Regions from separate parts of the Homo sapiens genome. Here region 2 is linked to region 1. A link is a loop called in an ENCODE intact Hi-C map of the cell type or tissue named here. Cell type or tissue: mammary epithelial cell. All regions are shown on one strand.

The links. Hi-C counts contacts between places; a loop is a spot of excess contacts. Peaks named below come from ENCODE experiments on the same cell type or tissue, not always from the same donor. Only the 100,000 strongest peaks of a DNase experiment are listed, where the experiment ranks them.
Region 2: it touches region 1 in a loop (9-fold over the local background); 7 of 110 quality-filtered maps call a loop at or near these places.

What each region holds. Positions count from the first base shown.
Region 1 is chr2:85,064,541-85,069,540 of GRCh38, reverse strand. It overlaps LINC01964 (long intergenic non-protein coding RNA 1964), which reads left to right and starts at 2,194. Exons shown (of 2, transcript NR_146453.1): 1 at 2,194-4,758; 2 at 4,862-5,000. In mammary epithelial cell, a CTCF peak has its summit at 2,566 (motif pointing left); no DNase peak of the experiment used is centred here.
Region 2 is chr2:84,923,279-84,928,278 of GRCh38, reverse strand. No RefSeq gene overlaps it. Among named protein-coding and RNA genes, the nearest start is that of TMSB10, 20 kb to the right of the region's middle. RefSeq lists enhancers at 1,064-1,113, 1,754-1,803, 1,555-2,216, 3,151-3,200. In mammary epithelial cell, CTCF peaks have their summits at 1,084 (motif pointing right) and 2,314 (motif pointing left); DNase peaks (open chromatin) are centred at 1,088, 2,328, 2,658 and 3,998; H3K4me3 peaks cover 1,182 bases; H3K27ac peaks cover 4,125 bases.

The DNA.
Region 1 (5,000 bases):
CTTTAGTAAAAATACAAAAAATTAGCTGGGCGTGGTGGCACGCGCCTGTAGTCCCAACTACTCGGGAGGCTGAGGCAGAATTGCTTAAACCCGGGAGGCAGAGGTTGCAGTGAGTTGAGATCTTGCCACTGCACACCAGCCTGGGCAACAGAGAGAGACTCCATCTAAAAAAAAAAAAAGAAAAAGAAAAAAAGAAAGAAAGAAAGAAAATGAAAAGCTAAGCCACAGACTGGGAAAAATTATTTGCACAGTATATATGTGATAAGGACTTGTATCCAGAATATATAAAGAATTCAACCCTGACTGGTCACAGTGGCTCATACCTGTAATCCCAGTACTTCAGGAGTCTGAGGCAGGAGGATCACTTGAGTCCAGGAGTTTGAGACCAGCCTGGGCAACATAGTGAGACCTTGTTCATACAAAAAATGAACAAAATTAGGCCAGGCGCAGTGGCTCATGCCTGTAATCCCAGCACTTTGGGAGGCCAAGGCAGGTGGATAATTTGAGGCATCAAAGTTTTTAGCTGACTTGCTATGCTTCACGGCAGCAATACCAAATGATCCCCCGCAATGCTGTGAGCCCTAGGATTTATTTTCCTTTTTATGGTAGGAGGCCTAACCGGCACTGTACTAGCCAACTCATCATTAGACATTGTGTTATATGACAGATACTATGTTGTAGCCCACTTCCACTACGTCTTATTAATAGGAGCCATATTCACTATTATAGGGGGCTTTAGGAGTTCAAGACCAGCCTGGCAAACATGATGTAACCCTGTCTCTACTAAAAATACACAAAAAATTAGCCAGGCGTGGTGGTGCGCGCCTGTAGTCCCAGCTATTCAGGAGGCTGAGGTATGAGAATCGCTTGAACCTGGGAGAAGGAGGTTGCAGTGAGCTGAGATCGCCCCACTGCACTCCAGCCTGGGCGACAGAGCGAGACAGTGGTGTGTGCCTATAGTCCCATCTACTTGGGAGGCTGAGGTGGAAGGATATCTCCAGGCTGGGATGTCAAGGCTGCAGTGAGCTGAGTTCGTGCCACTGCACTCCAGTCTGGGCAACAGAGCGAGACCTTGTCTCAAGGGAAATAAAAAAAGAAATCAATTCAGTAACAAGGTAAACTGCCAACCCAATTAAAATATGTACAAAATAGACATTTCACCAAAGAGGATATACAAATAACTATAAGCACATGAAAGATGCTCAATATAGTCAATTTGGAAAAGCAAATTTAATCCACATTGAGAACCACTACACACCCATTCAAACTGCTATAATGAAAAGAACTGTTGAGATTAGGCCAACTACCAAGAATCTCTATTTCATATACATTTGGGAACTGAGGAAATGCCCACTGCTCAATGGACATATTCTGAGCTGGAGTTTAGCCAGAACTCCATTTATACCTAGTCGCTATATGCTCTTATTCCGTTTTTTTGTTTTTTGTTTTTTGTTTTTAGAGACAGCTTCTTGCTCTGTGGCCCAGGCTGGGCTGGAGTACCCTGACATGATCATAGGTCACTGCAGCCTTGAACTCCTGGGTTTAAGTGGTCCTCCCGCCTCGCCTCCTGAGTAGCTGGAACTGCGGGCGTGCACCACCACACCTGGCTAATTTTAAAATTTTTTGTAGAGATAGGTTCTTCCTATACTGCCCGGGCTGGTCTCCAACTCCTGGCCTCAAGTGATCCTCCCCTCTTAATCTCTCAAAGTGCTGAGATTATAGGTATGCGCCACTGTGCCCAGCCTGTATGTGCCTAATTCTAACAGGGGCCATGATTACACTTGGGATCTAAGGTTATTCATATCTACTATAAGTCTGTGTCTAATTGTCCTCAAGATGTTTAGTATTTTTTTTCCCCAGTGCTCAATTACCCAAGTAAATAGTCTTAGGTCCCTTTGAGGGAAGGCCTGAAGGAGTCATTACATGTTCAATTGCCACGTGTCGCAGGATTCTTCCTGCTGGAGTTGCAGGCGCTGCTTCAATCAGTGGGTTCTGGGTTCAAAAACTGACCCAGTGTAGAAACTGGGCAAAGGAGAGCGACTTTTTATTGGAGCAACTATCCTCAGCTTCATCATCACCCATCCTTGATTTCTTTTGATGGTTCAATTTGAATAGCACTCTGTTGGCTAATGCAAGTATTTCGCCGTTTGTTTATACCAAGTTCTATTAACCATCTCCAGAAGTGTCTTCTGAACTGACCGTTAGCGCCACTCCCACCGTGCTGCTCGCTACGATAATCGCGCCACCACTTGTCCTCCGTAGCTCTGGAGTCCTGGCCTGCCGGTTGCTAACTGGGCCACTTTACAGAGGCAGAAGCAAGCTCAGGGAGGGTAAACAGGAAGGGTAACTAATTTTCCTGGGATTACACAGTCGGTAAATAATGGAGGCAGCATCGACCCCAGGCAGTCTGGCCCCAGACACCACACTTTTACCCAATTCCCACAGCTGCCTGGAAAATAAATAGAAATCAAATAGATGTTAACAAGGACCTTTGGGAGTTGTCCGGCGTTTGGGCAACGGATTGCTTTTCTGTTTCATGTTAGTCCACCGCCCTCACGTGGCCCCGTCCTGAACTTCACCCTTGTTTGGTCCCAAACTGTAAAGACCCTCACGGTGCTGGGAAACACAGCCCTGCTGGCCTCGGACTGCAGGACAGAATCCTTACCCCTCCTGGGCCTCCGTTGTGTTCTTTCCAAAATGGGATAATGGTAGCAGGTTAATGGAAATAATTAAATAAAATAGTCCATCTAAATTCCTGGATCGAACGAAGGGTCCAATAAACATTAGCTGTGCTGTTGTAGTGCTCAGTGCCTCTCTCTCAAAAGCGGGTGGCAACAGACACCCTCACACCTTCGCTGTAATGAGAGCTCTGCAAAGCCAACTGCAAATATTAGGAATCAGTGTCCTCACGAGGCCAACCCCTTTCCAAGGCTGCTTGGAAAATGCTTTGCTAGACTAGCTTGGATCTTGCTGGCTTGACTCAGATCACAGTTGAGCAAATGTGCAGAAGAGGAAGAGATGAGGGAAGGCCTGGCTCAGTGTGCTCAGAGCTTCGATTTTGAGACTGTTCGGGAGGAAAAGTTCCTCACCAGACAGTGCTCTGCTACTCTTAAAGCTAGAAGGACAGAAAGATTTCTCCACAGTTGGGGTCATGGAAATGTGTATTTTCTCCAAACCTTTTTTTCACTGAACCAGTTGTTGGAGCCTTCCATTTGAGACCTTGTGATGCCTTCATGGACATTATTTCTGCTCATCCACACAGCCAGCAGGGACTTGTGCAGCAGGAGGGGCAGGCTCAGAGTTAAGCAGCTGCTCCAACGTCACACGGCTAGCCTGGGCCTGATCTGGAGCTTGTCCCAGATCTGGAGCTTCCCAGGTTTGGACCTGGGTCACTAGAGCAGAGCCTCCTTGCCTCTTCGTGGATATGGAGCCAATTCACTGTGGCCGATCACCAGCCTCACAGACTAAGGGGGCAGCCCTGCCCCTGCCTACGCCCCTACCACTGCTGAAGCCATCTCCTTGCCGACAAACACAAGCAGAAACTTCTCAGGATCTGCTGCCTCTTGTTCCAAGGATTAGGCGAGCTTCTGTCTTGAGGACAGAAGAGGCAGCTGGAAGATCAGGGTTGTGGTTGAAGAAGGCCTAGGTAAGGTGCCATGACTCAAATGTCCCTAATGGGTGAGGGCTTTCAACTTTTGGAAACTGCAGGGGCAATTTTGGAGACAATGTTTAACTATAGTGTAAAGACTGCCAGTTTAATTTCTAATCCTGAAGAAATGTATATGTGGTCACAGGCTAATATTTCTAAAAGTCATCGAGTGACTTTACGTGTCCTAGCCCCATATTTCCCCAAAGATGACTGTCTAAATGCCCCTAAGAGAGGCTTTGGAGTTCCTTGACTTCTCTGAATTGTTGTAGTAAAGATAAGGCAGAAATTTTGAAGAGATCAGAAAGAAAAACTTTAGAACAAATCTCGTCTTTTCTAGAACTGTCTTCATTTTAATTTACTGTCATATCAGATAACCTGCCAGATGGCTTTTACTGTGTCTGAATTGAGTCAGACCAGCTGGGATGGGATCCTGCCTCCAGCAGTGGTGGGCCCCAGGAACATTTATTTCATCTCAGCATCAAGCATTCCCAAAGCAGCAGGGGCTAACGGGGCCGTAGAGATTACCCCTGCAGCTGTGGGGCTGGCCAGCCACACTTCCATAGATTTGTCTGTAGGGAGACATTGAGCCACATGGATTTGGACAGGTTGTTACATACGCAGACAGCAAAAGCTAAATCAGCATGACATGTCGCTCCTTGTGTCCCTCGTCCCACAGGAGGACACAAGGCTGGAAGGTTGGGACACCAGATGGCATGGACAGTGGGTTGCCCTGCTGTGCAGCAGCCAGCTCTCAACTGCAACCGAGCACTCTACAGACTTAGCAGGCACCTGCAGACGTAACTTGTGGGAGTGGGGAGAGAGGAGGAAAGCGCTGCGCTCAACAGAAACTAGGAAGATCGATGAGAAATGGCCTTGCAGCAGTTCCAAAAGGGTGGGGAGGCAGGTGAGACCACTCACGGCAGCGATGCACAGGGCCACTTAACGCCCCTTGCTCCATGAGGAGTTGCAGGGTGTTCCACCAAGACGCAGGTCAGGTTGCCGTCGAGCCCGGTGGAGATGTGCAGGGTTGCTGGGCACCTGGCAGAGCTGGTCCCTGACACGCACTTTTATCATCAGTAAAATGGGGATGTTAAGAATACCTACCGCAGGTATGTTTGACTTTTTTTTTTTTTTTGAGATAAACTTTACATAAAATTCACCATTTTAACCATTTCGAAGTGTACAAATTAGTGGCTTTTCATATCTTCACAGAGTTATGCAACCGTCGCCATTATCTAATTCGAGAACCTCTTCAACACTCCAGAAAGAAACCCAGTGCACACGAGCTGCCACTCCCCACTCTCTCCTTGCCCAACCCCTGGCAACCACTAATCCACTTTCTGTGTCCATG
Region 2 (5,000 bases), 140 kb after region 1:
GCTGGTCTTGAACTCCTGACCTCAGGTGATCCACCCACGTTGGCCTCCCAAAGTGCTGGGAATACAGGTGTGAGCCACTGCACCCAGCCATGCCTGACAAATTTTAACAATATTTAAGTGTATAATTCAGTGGCATCATGTACACTCACAATGTTGTATAAACATCACTGCTGGACCAGGTGCGGTGGCTCACACCTGCAATCCCAGCACTTTGGGAGGCCGAGGTGGGCGTATGACAAAGTCAGGAGTTCGAGACAAGCCTGGCAAACATGGTGAAACCCTGTCTCTACTAAAAAATACAAAAATTAGCGGGGTGTGGTGGCGGGCGCCTGTAGTCCCAGCTACTTGGGAGGCTGAGGCAGGAGAATTGCTTGAACCGGGGAGGTGGAGGTTGCAGTGAGCCGAGATCGGCCACTGCACTCCAGCCTGGGCGACAGGGCGAGACTCCATCTCAAAAAACAAAACAAAACAAAACAAAAAAACACTGTTTGTCTGTAGATTTTTTCACCATCCCAGAAACTCTACCCATTAAATAACAACTCCCCATTTTTCCCTTGACTTAGTCCCTGTAAACTCTGTACTACTTTCTCTCTCTCTAATTTGGGCTATTGTAGGCAACGATATAAATGGACTCATACAATATTTGCCCTTTTGTGTCTGGCTACTTCCACTTGTAAATAACGCTGCAGCACTTCACAAGTGTTACAAGTGGTGCAGGTACCATTTATGCATTCACAATTCCTCCTTCCCATCCTTTATAACATTGCGGTTATTCAGTTCACTTATACATATGCTACAATTGCCTAATACATTGTTGCTATTAGAACTTTTATCAGTTATCTATTAGATTAATTAAATATAAGAAAAAGGATTTCATTTTACCTTCACTTATTCCTTCTTGGATCCCTCTCTGAAGAACTTCTTTTTAGCATTTCTTTTTTGTTGCTTTCTGGCCTGGTGTGGCCCTTAGGTATTTAATACTACAGTACTCTCCGAATTGTTTCTGCTTTAGTCAAGTCATGGAGCAGTGGAAACAAAATATAAAATATGTTCCAGTTCTCTGCTGTCACTCCAGAGATGACCACCAGATGGCGCCCGTTCCCACTTCCTAAGGCCTCTTGTCTTCCGCACTGTAGCCGAGACACGCACGCGGGGTACCTGCAATCCGCTGATGGCTGCCGACTGCAGGCTGGTAGTTGAGTTCGTCAGTCTCCCTCCAACCCTGCATGTGTTTAGGACTCTGTGTTTAGGACTCTGTGTTTAGGCGTCCCTTGTAGGAACCAGGGCGGCAGGCTTTCCTCGGGAGCCTGGACGCCTCAGGTCATCATATAGTGATGATGATGGGGGGCCCGCCGGTGAGAGGGATCAGAGGCTGGCGGCACACCCCTCTTAGCACTGGCAGCCATGCCATGCAGGGCCACCCCACTATCCTGCAGGGTCACACACGCACGTCCCTCTGGACCAGGGAAGCTACGCATATGGGTGCAGCTGGGGGTAATTACAGACTGTAGGAGTGGTGGGGTCTGTGGGAGCGCAAGCTCGTCTCGAAGGTATTCATATCCAAAATTGCTTAAGACGCTGTGCTGCTGGCCCGGCACGATGGCCGTAATCCCAGGATTTTGGGAGGCCTTGGCGGGAGGATCACCTGAAGTCAGGAGTTCGAGACCAGCCTGGCCAACGTGGTGAAACCCCGTCTCCACTAAAAATACAAAAATTAGCCAGGCGTGGTGGTGGGCGCCTGTAGCCCCAGCTATTCGACAGGTTGAGGCAGGGGAATCGCTTGAACCTGGGAGGCGGAGGTTGCAGTGAGCTGAGATCACGTTATTGCACTCCAGCCTGGGAGTGAGACCCCGTCTCAAAGAAAAACAAACAAACAAACGACAACAACAAAATGTGCTGGCCTCAAAACGCACATCTGTAAACTACTTACCACCTTTAAAAAGTCTGGCGCGGGATAAAGTCCAAACGCGTTAGCAAGGCCCTGGGGAGCTTCATAGCTCTTCCCACCCTCCTTTCCATCCTGTCTCCCGCCTCTCTCCAATGCACTTTATGCTGTGTCCAGACTGAACGTGCCACGCCCCTCCACGCCCTTTATCCAGGGCGTAAGCCCTTTGTCCGGAAGGCCCTTTCTCCCCGTCTTCATCTCATTCAAGATCCAGCTGACGTGTGGCCCGGACTCCCCGGTGAGCTGTGGGTACATCCCAGGCTAGCTGCTGCAGGACCGTCGCGCCGCTCAACTCCAAGGAGCACCGTTTGCTCTGGAATGTGTGAGAATGGCGCCCCCTGGTGGCCCGGGAGTTGTGCAACGCGGCTGGGCACGCAGCCAGCGCTCACTGCAACTTGTCACTCGGGTCACCCTTCTCCGAGGCCACCTCCACAGCTGGCCACCAGAAGGCACCCTTCACCTTTCCGGGGCCTCCGTATTCATAAGCGAATTGATGACTAGGGAACCGATTTATGCATGGTGGGTGGCGCTGTTGGGTCTCAAGCTTGCCTTTCTCTGCCTAGCCCCGGGACCTCCTGAACCCAGTAGAGGCCTACCTTGAGGTGTATTTCTGCCCCTCTCTCCCCCATAGCTGCTCCTGAATACTCCTCAGCCACAATTTCTTCCCAGGTGGACAATATGGGCTCAAGAAATTGCTCCCTGAGTCATCAGATCCTCTCATGATGCTTAAGCTTTAATACAACATCCCTGCATGCCCCACTTGCCTAGACCTGCCCTGGATCATCAGTCTGTGCCCTCTTGGCTTGGGGAGGCCAAGAATGGGGCCTGCCTGTGTGTGGGCCAGGCAGACAGCCTCCTAGAGAGGTGACTTAGAGGCTCTGGAAGGCTCCCTCGGCTCCCTAAACCTGTGGGCAGGTGGAGAGGACCCAGCGCTGAACATCTCCCAGAAGAGATGGGAACAGCTAGTGGCTGAAGGGACATGCATCATATTCTCAGTAGCGCCTTTAGAATTTCTAAAAAAGAAGAGGCTCAAAGGCAGCAATCTGGTTATGTTATGGGTGGAGGGTGTCCAGGTTCTTGGCAGTTTGAACAAAGGATTGGACAAAATGCACAAACAAAGCAAGGAAGGAATGAAGCAACAAAAGCAAAAATTTATTGAAAACGAGAGTACACTCCACAGGGTGCGAACAGACCAAGCATAGGATTTTCTGGGGTTTAAATACCCTCTAGAGGTTTCCCACTGGCGACTTGGTGTACACTCTAAGTAAAAGAAATAGTGGCCCACTATCAGTCTGATTGGTTGCAGAAATTAACCAATCAGAGGCTGAAGTGAAGTTACAAAGTAACTTACACCTTTGTAAGTGTCTGATTGGTTGTGGAAAGCAACCAATCAGAGGCTGAAGTGAAGTTACAAAGTTACACTCCTATGCAAATATCTGGTTGCAGAAATCAACCAATCAGAGATACTTTCAATTTTCCGTCGGCCCCACAGAAAAGGGGGGTGGGGTTTGCAAAGGGAGTAGCCTCCAGTCCTTTTGTTACTTAGGTGTGGAAAGTTGGGGTTTTCCTTTTGATTTAGTTCTAGAAAGTCAGCGTGAATCGGCCTTAGGTTCCCTGCCTCCAGACCCTATTTTTCTGCTTCAGTCAGGAGGGGGTGGTCTGGGGATGTGGGGGGCAACTATGGGTTTGCCTTGAAACTCTATATGCCTTGTAAGGATGAAGCGTTTGCAGCTTAATTAAAACAGAAACATTTCCAGAGATGCCTTTATTCATGTTTATATGAGGATATTATAAGTGCTTATTTTATTTAAGAGGTTGATGAAGATTATAGTGGGGAAAAGCATCCCTTGGTACAGTTCAGGTCCTGGTGACAGGTTTGTTCACGAGCAGTGTTGGTGGTAAGGAAACTCTGATGGGTTTTAGCATTTTAGTGGGCTAATCCAGGAAGGAATGGGCTGCACCGGGATTACGTGGGTTGACCCCAGGGGAAGAGAATGAGAGGAAGTGTCAAGACAAAGGGAGAGAGGTTTGGGAAACTCCCCAGGACTGGGAGGAGCCAGAAGCCTGCAGTTTCCTCAAGGACCTGAGACTCTCACCCACTCTCTGTGTTCAGGGAAGTAGCCTCCCCTGTAGGAGCACTGATGTGGTAGATATAGTTAATAGTGGGGTGCAGGACCAGATTGAATTTCTTTTTTTTTTTTTTTTTAGACAGGGTCTCACTCTATTGCCCAGGCCTGGAGTGCAGTGGCTTGATCTTGGCTCACTGTAACTCCTGCCTCCCAGGTTCAAGTGACTCCCCTGCCTCAGCCTCCTGAGTAGCTGGGATTGCAGGTGTGTGTTACCACACCCAGCTGCTTTTTTTTTTTTTTTTTTGAGACGGAGTCTCACTCTGTCGCCCAGAGTGCAGTGGTGCGATCTTGGCTTACCACAACCTCCACCTCCCAGGTTCAAGTGATTCTCCTGCCTCAGCCTCCCAAGTAGCTGAGACTACGGGCGCACACCACCATGCCTGGCTAATTTTTGTATTTTTAGTTGAAACGGGGTTTCACCATGTTGGCCAGGATGGTCTTGATCTCCTGACCTCGTGGTCCTCCCACCTCGGCCTCCCAAAGTGCTGGGATTACAGGCGTGAGCCACAGCGCCCGGCCTAGGAAATGAATTCTATACAGAATAATCAGAGTGGTTCCTGTGCCCTTTGGCTGCTTGTGCAGTTAAGCACATTTATCATGACTATTATAAATTATTTCCTTTTAATTATAGCCAAGTTAATCATACACAAAATTTTTTATAGCTTTTCTTTTTATGAACCTTATCATGATTTACACAGACAATTTACAACATGCTTGAACTTTTTGTTTTGTCATAAATTTCCCTCTTTCTTAAATAAACAGTCATTTTACTGTAGGACAAAAATTTACCACATAAGATTATTTCTCATACAAAATTATTCTCTTTTCTTCTTAATCTTTGTTACCAAAAATACATCTTTACATCTGTGACTCTCTTTACATCTCTTTCACCTATTTACTAGTTTCTTTTTACCTTCTTTCATAAA